Linked DNA regions of Mus musculus: region 1 is linked to region 2. The links are chromatin contacts, found by Hi-C or POLR2A ChIA-PET in ENCODE. All regions are on one chromosome and are shown on one strand. Each heading gives the region's core, a stretch centred on a gene start or an enhancer-like site at or near the end of the contact. The rest is flanking DNA. Distances are from core to core; before and after follow the strand shown. Region 1 overlaps Actn4 (actinin alpha 4). Region 2 holds the start of Actn4 (actinin alpha 4).

The links. Hi-C counts contacts between places; a loop is a spot of excess contacts on that map. ChIA-PET counts read pairs that join two places held with the same protein, here RNA polymerase II (POLR2A).
Region 1: a loop to region 2 is called in a map of heart, with 2.4 times the contacts of the local background. The contact joins the enhancer-like site here to the promoter of Actn4 in region 2. A Hi-C loop is called at or near these places in 15 of 37 maps with a recorded cell type or tissue (Patski, adrenal gland, gastrocnemius and 2 more). POLR2A ChIA-PET finds 5 or more read pairs at or near these places in 4 of 5 experiments (Patski and embryonic stem cell).

The regions. Positions count from the first base shown.
Region 1 is chr7:28,921,795-28,925,596 of GRCm38, reverse strand. All of the region lies in intron 1 of Actn4 (actinin alpha 4), which reads left to right. Among named protein-coding and RNA genes, the nearest start is that of Gm38978, 3.8 kb to the left of the region's middle. Within about 2 kb of position 1,601, at least 1 of the 3 ENCODE cell types and tissues checked has a DNase peak (open chromatin) inside an H3K27ac peak, as active enhancers do; it is heart, where a contact is called at or near this core.
Region 2 is chr7:28,960,692-28,964,460 of GRCm38, reverse strand. It overlaps Actn4 (actinin alpha 4), which reads left to right and starts at 2,129. Exons shown (of 21, transcript NM_021895.3): 1 at 2,129-2,442. The coding sequence starts at 2,278.

The DNA.
Region 1 (3,802 bases), core at 352-2,851, 38 kb after region 2:
ACTCCAAAGTCCGTAGGGGCGTGCATGTTCTTTGACACCCTTGAAAGAGATTGGCCCTGGCTGGAACCCGGGCTGCAGGGAGGGGTTGGGGGAGCTGGTTCCTGGATAGACACGCAGGACCTTTGGAATGCTCACGACTGCACTCTGCAGTATTTATGCCTCTCCTCCAAATGGAAATCAGCTTTGTCATGAAGGCCGAGAAAACGCCGAATAAGGCAACTTCAGAACAGGAGAAGCTGCCATGGTTCACTGGAATTGCTTTAAAGTTAGGCCGTGTTGTCGTGGGGCAGTCATACCGCAGCCTGTTCTGCCCTTGGTCTAGGCTGGACTCAGTGTCCTGCCATTTCAGCAGTGTGTCCCCGGTTCCCTGTGCTTCAAGGCTATTTGTATTGTGTTGCTGTGGCCCCTGGGTTCCATCCCTCAGGGATCTGGTGCAGGTAATGGACCTTTGTATCACTCACAGCCCATTTCAGAGGCCTTAGAAACTAGCAAAGTGATCACCTCTTTGCCTGGGCAGCTGGTAACCTAGATTCCAGAAGGCCGAGCCCTGAAAGTACCTTTATAGTTAGTGACAAGGCCCAGGGCCCAGGAGCAGTCTCTGCTTTCAGGAAGTGAAAAGCTGTCTCACTGGGTCCAGCTTGGCCTGCGCCTGGCAGATAGGCGATAACAAAGGTGGCTATTTACCATAGAAATAAATAACTGCATCTCTCCATGGCCAAGTCCTGGATGTCCTGTCTGAGGACCCATGGAAGCAGGAGGCATGGGCACTGTCAGAGGCCACAGCAGACAAGGTGGGACTTCAGGAGGTGGGATGGCGCCCTCTCCCTCAAAGCAGCCGGTGCCCCAGCGGAGCTACAGACCCAACACACCCAACACGGTATTTCAGAGATGAGGTTTGAAACCCCAGGACCCCTGGCCTCTGTGTTCCTTGGGGGAGGTTGCTGTGGGCAACTTCAGTTCACCCTAGGCCAAGGGAAGTGCAGTTCAGTCTCTTTGGGTCAGGCAGTGGATTGATTGGCTTGCTGAGTGGGTGGCAGTGCAGAACGGGGGCTGGCGGTTGTGAATCTTGAGGTATTGAACAGTTTATCCTAAAATTGTGTCAAGTGAGAGGTTGATGGAACCCACATGTGTGGTGTGCTGGGTAGACCAAACTCTTTGTCCCTTCACATCAGGGCCAGCATGTGTGCCCTAGCCTTGGAACACATCACAGCCTGTCTCTTAGGTTCAGACAGACATTACAGGGCTTTTTGTTCTGTGCTGGTGCAAAGAACGACTTTTGTATTGGGGAATGAAAAAGAAAATAGAAGGGACAATTCCAGCTGGGCCAACTGCATACTGTCAAGGGTCATCCTTGTATTTGCCATCCCAGCCTGCTATGGCACTTGGCCACTGGCTTTGGGAGTGTTTGCTTTCTTTCTTGCTCAGGGACAACCCAGAGAGAGCTCACCTCTCCGGGTTGGGGGAGGCGTCTCCATCAATGAAAGGCTCATTAAAGCCCACTGCTGCCACATTCCTGGCCGCTTAAGTCACCTCACAAACAATATCCATCATTCATTTACCCAGCCGCCCCACATCCTGATGGCTGGGAGGGGACCCTGTGACACAGGAAGGACTTTATGACCAGTGATGCCAAGCTTTCTTCCCCTCCCCCAACCCTAGCTAGGGTCCCTAAGGAGGCTGCTCACTGTACCCAGCTCAGCCCTGGCCTCACCTAAAGTTGTGCTGAGCACTGAGCTTCCCCTCTCCTCCGGCTGCGGCTGCCTTTTTACCGTGCCTCTGGCCGGGAGCAGCATGGCAGCCCCAAAAGGGCTTTGCCTGCTTCAGCAGGAACAGCACCTTCTTGATGAAGTCTGCAGACTCTCCAGAACCAGTTCAGTTGCTTACAGCCCATGCAGACACTCTGGCTTCTCCCCAGTGACACTGAGGCGTGAGTCTGCATCTAAGTCACACCAGGCATTCTTGACGTGGCTTCTCTGCCCTCCTCTTGCCAGAAGAAAGTTTCTACTTTCTCTGCATCTTTCTTTTCTTCCTGGTTCTAGCACACTGGCCTCCTGCTTTTTATATACACTCCATGTGATCTTTGCAAGACCCAGGAAGCTGTCCTGCTGTCATTCTTTATTCTTGCTCCTGAATTTGAGCAGGTTCTGCTTCCATTTGTGTCTTATTCTTTGTGATTCCCTCACCGCTGCTGCATATATATTCATTCATTCTCATTCTCTCTCTCTCTCTCTCTCTCTCTCTCTCTCAATGGGTATGACTGGTGTGGGCAGCTGCCTCGGCCAAAGCTCTCCATTTTCTCTTGTGTTAACTAGGAGCAGTACTAGTACTGCTTCACTGAGCTGTGTGAGAGTAGACATGCTGCTGTGGGGCAGGCATGTGGACTGGGGCTGCCAGTGAGCTGCTTGTGACAAATCTGCTGTAGTGATTGTTCCTCACTGCTAAGGGATGCTTGATGTGGAATGTGACTGGATTGATTGGTTGTGCACTGGCCCTGCTAAGGGTGAGGAGTATGCTAACTCAGTTTCTATCTGGTGGTGCGGTGTTGTTGTTTGGTTTGGTTTGGTTGTTTTGAAACAGGGTCTCTCTACATAACCCTGGTTGTCTTATGTTAACCAGGTTGGCCTTGAACTTACAGAGATCTACTTGTCTCTACCTTCTGAGTGCTGGGATTAAAGCTTCCTTGTCCGTCTTTTCTGTCAGGGCTTGATTCCCGCTAGGTACTCACTCCACAGGCCTGGCCTAGAGACAGAAACATAGCAGATGGCTGACTCCAGGCAACTGGATTGTTGCAAGTAGGCCTGGGAATTGAGCACAGAGGAGGAAGTTGGGGTGGGCACAGGGAGTGAGGCCTCCAGCTATAGAAACCACCCTCTGCCGTCCACCTCACAGTGCTAATATGTACTGGGAACGGAGAGAAAGAATCTGAGCAGAGTGTTATTTTTGTGACCAAGTATAAAAAAGCTATGAATTTTTAATGTCCCTTTTCAACCCTAGAACCCCCTCACTTATCCTGCTGCATGGAGCAGTGGTGACTGCAGCCACTTGTTCCCACAAGCTTCCTGAGTGTCCTCACTTCAGGACAGGACAGTTACACATCAGCAGACAGCTAGCTATTCAGTTCCCGAGAACACTTCAGGGACAGGAAGGAGCACCTCTGTGTCCCTTTGCTGGATGTCTTCTTGGCATCTGCTCTGTGTTGTACAGTGAGAAAGACAGATGCACATGGCATAGCCACCAGTCATCAAAATGGGCCTTTGGCATGTGCATGACCCTGAGCCTCATGTGCCAGGCAGGCCCCGTGTAGCTTTGGCGTGTGCATGACCTTGAGCCTCATGTGCCAGGCAGGCCCCATGTAGAAGGACTGACTTACATCACTCTGTTTAATCCTCATCTTAGGAGAGATTTCGGTCACCATTCAGCTTTCTGCCCAAGGTTATGGCAGTTTGCCTCAGTCAGTGGCAGAGGCAAGACTTTTACTTCCCAGAGGACATGAGTGAAGGTGGAAGGTGTGTTTCAAGGGCAAGCAGTATGGCAGCCCCTGTGAGGACAGGTGGCTGCCCCTGAGCAGTAGGGTCTAGTCATCATCTCCCTCATCTCGTGTGGGGACGAACGGGATATCTACACAGACATTCTTACAGTCTCATTTCCCCTCTGCACTGCAGGAGTCGGCCAAGGGCCTGTGCACAAAGAGGGCATCCTGCCCTTCCTGAGGATTGGTAGGAAGGAGCCATTAGTGTGTATGATTCATCTGGCACTATCTGCCCGGCCTGTGACAGATGCTTAACTGCCTTTCTCCACAATT
Region 2 (3,769 bases), core at 880-3,379:
TGGCGGGAGGTGGGTTAGTGGCCAAAGGTCATCTGCTACACTGTGAATTAGTGGCCCGCCTGGGCTACAGGCCCTGTTTTGTTTTGTTTTGTTTTTAAAGCTTTTATTTATTTATTTTTTATATATATGACGAGTACACTGTAGCTGTCTTCAGAGACACCAGAAGAAGGCATCAGATCCTATTACAGATGGTTGTGAGCCACCATGTGGTTGCTGGGAATTGAACTCAGGACCTCTGGAAGAGCAGTCAATGCTCTTAACGGCTGAGCCATCTCTCCAGCCCCTCTTTTTTCTTTTTTTAAACAGTTCCTTTTTCTTTCTTTCTTTCTTTTTTTTGTTTTTTTGTTTGTTTGTTTTTGTTTTTGTTTTTCGAGACAGGGTTTCTCTGTAGAGCCCTGGCTGTCCTGGAACTCACTCTGTAGACCAGGCTGGCCTCCAACTCATAAATTCATCTGCCTCTGCCTCCCAAGTGCTGGGATTCAAGGTGTGCACCACCATGCCCAGCTCAGGCCCTGTTTCAAACAAAACCAAACCAACAGCTCCAAATGCTTCAGTTGTTAAGGAGTTTGCAACCGAGCCGGTCAACCTGAGTCTGACCCCTAGGACCCCAGGTGGTAGAAGCACAGATGAGCTCTGACCAGCACACATGACATGGGCACCCCTGACCCACACAATAAATACATGTAAATTTCAAAGAAATCAAACCCAAAGGCTGGAGGCAGAAGAGTGGGGGTGGCAGGAAGAAGGCTTGGAATGGTGGCTGCTGGCTGCCTCTTTGTAAGAAGCCCTATAAGGGAGGATTAAGGTTTCCTGAGCAGCTGGAAGCAGGAAGTCACCTTTCAAGATGGAGATGGCCCCTCTGGTTATCAGATGGCCTTCAATGAGGCACTATTATTATTCCGTGTGTGTTTCTTTTCTCCTCTACCTACCCCCACTTCCCCCTCTGAGACTGGGTTTTTCTGGCTATCCTAGAACTCACTCTGTCTATCAGGCTGGCCTCAAACTCAGTGCTCTGCCTGCTTTTGCCTCCTGAGTGCTGGGATTAATACACCACCATGCCTGGTTTCCATAATTCTTATTGTTGCCCATCTCTCCTACAAAGTTAGTCGTTTGATAACTGACCTGGCTTACCATGCTGTCCGTAGTTGGAAAGTGGCTGCATGTAGTAGGTGCATAGTATTTGCTGCGAGAATGAAGATAGACAAGTCCAAAAGGACCCCTTGCCTTCCCTGCTAACTAGCTATCCCAGTCCAATCTAACTCGACGTATCTTTGAAAGAGTTTCTTTAAATATCTACCTTTTCCCTTTTCCCAGAAGACTTTACAAATCCAGCCCATTCTAGAGTTTCTTTTCTTTTCTTTTTTTAAGACAGGGTCCTCATGTAGCCCACACTAGATTCAAACTCGCTGTGTACTAAGTAAGTCTGGCCTTGAACCCTCCTGTCCACACCTCCAGTTGGGATCTAAGGTATGTGTCACCATGCCCAGTTATTTGTTTGCTTGTTTGTTTCGAGACAGGGTTTCTCTGTGGAGCCCTGGCTGTCTTGGAACTCACTCTGTAGACCAGGCTGGCCTCGAACTCAGAAATCCACCTGCTTCTGCCTCTAAGTGCTGGGATGAAAGGCGTGCGCCAACACTGTCCGGCCCACCATGCCCAGTTTTAAGCTCGATTATTTATTTAATTTAAGACTGGTCTTCCTGTGTAACCCAAGCTCCAACATGTTATCTGTCGTTCAGTCTCTGCGGCCTGAGAACAGAGATCCCACGTTCCATCGTGCAAGGTTTATAGTATATAGTTTCGAAAGGGTGGGGACTTTTCCTGACTTCTTTAATGCCAAGGCAGAAAACACGGTCTCACACATAGCAGGCAGCCAAATAAATCTTGATTATGTCTGAATGGCTGAATGGGAACACATTCCACCCCGAAACAGGTTAAAGCCGGATGAGGAGCCCCGCCTTATGAATCATTCATGACTTGGGCCCCGCCCACACGGGGTGACGCGCGCGTTCCCGCTAGAAGCGCCTGGGCTCCCACGCTGGGCGGGCAGCCGGAGGTGCGTTCTGCGCCGGCGCCGAGAGCCCGGGGCCTCCTCAGGTGCGCGCGCGCGGGAGGGCGGCGGCGGCAGCGCAGTGCGCAGGCGCGGCAAGTGAACTGCGCAGGCGTCAGTCTTGGGCGGGCTGAAAGCAGCTGAAGCGGCGGCCGAGTCGGAGCCTCCGGCACAGGGGCGGGAGCTGAGGCGGTAGCGGACCGGCTGGCGGGCTAGCGAAAGGCGGCGGAATGGTGGACTACCACGCAGCGAACCAGGCGTACCAGTACGGCCCGAACAGCGGCGGCGGCAATGGCGCGGGTGGCGGCGGAAGCATGGGCGACTACATGGCCCAGGAGGATGACTGGGACCGGGACCTGCTGTTGGACCCGGCCTGGGAGAAGCAGCAGCGCAAGGTGCGCGGCCCGTGACCCGGGCTGGGTGGCGTCCTGCGCGTGGCGGGGAGGCCTGGAGGAGGGTCCTGGGAGACAATTGGCGGGTTCGGGAACGGGTTTGCAGTCCCGGAGAGGGATTACAGAGCTTAAGGAAGCAATTGGGAATCTGGAGGGGGAGGGGGGAAGTGGCGGCCAGGTAGGAGACACGGGGAACTGGGACAAACGAGATGATGATTCGGGAGGTTGCAATGGAACTAGGTTTTAAGGCGAGATTGTTGGATCAGAGGAAGCATTGATGGGGCCCAGGCAAGCAATGGGGTCCAGGAAGGGAATTGGTGAGCCTGGATAGTATTTGGTTTGGGAATCCTAGTATGGAGGAGATAGTCTGGAGTGCAGAGAGTCTGAAGAAGAGATTGGAATTGCAGGAAGCCTTAGTGTGTGTGTGTGTGTGTGTGTGTGTGTGTTGGGGGGTGGTTCTAGAAGAGATGAAGAATCAGGAAAGGTAAAAAGGGGGCACTAAGGAGAGGATTGTGGAATCCTGAGACAGGGAGGGGGGCCTGCATGGGCTAGGGTGTGTGGTGAGTAGGTGTTAAGATGGTCTGATGGGACTAGGGGTCTGAGAAGGTAGGTGTTCAGGACAGAAGTTAGGGGCCTAGGAACAAAAAAGATGTTTGTGTGAGGAGGGTGAGATTTATTGAGGGCGCCTTGCTGTAAAAAGAAAAGGATAGGGGCGTAATTAGAATTGATGGGGAGACCCAAAAGAGTGTGGGTGCTTTGAAGAAGGGAGAGGTAGTGAAACAGTTAAGGTTCCAGGTTCACGGGGAAATAGTTCAACAGTGAGAATAGTGGAAGACAGTAGGAGCAGGGATGGAGGATAATGGGAGGGGGTTAGTTTGGGAAAATGGAAGTCTGATTAGGAATGCCTGATTAAAAGACTTGGGGGTTCATTGAGTGAGGAAGAAATGAGTGTTCTGGGAGAGTAGTGTCTTTTGATGGGGAGGGTAGGTGAAGGGGTATTAAAATAGTATTTCCTGATGGTATTTAGGAGTGTGGGGGCGATGCTAAAGGGAAGCCACAGTATGGAGTGGAGGTCAGAGTAGGAGGCCAGGAGTGGAGATGTGTTGGGTGGTTGAGAGGGAAGCTAGGAGTGATGGGAGAGAGGGTGTGAGTGTATGCAGAAAGAGCTAAAGAAGGGTGTGTTGAGTGGGTGAGAATGTGGGGGATGGTTCGCAAGAGTGTGAGGAGAGTGGGAAATTAAAATTGAAGTTAGAAGCTACTTCATGCTTTCTAGAGGTTGAGACTTTTTTGTAACTTACTGATGGGCACTGTGACTTCAGGACAAGACCCT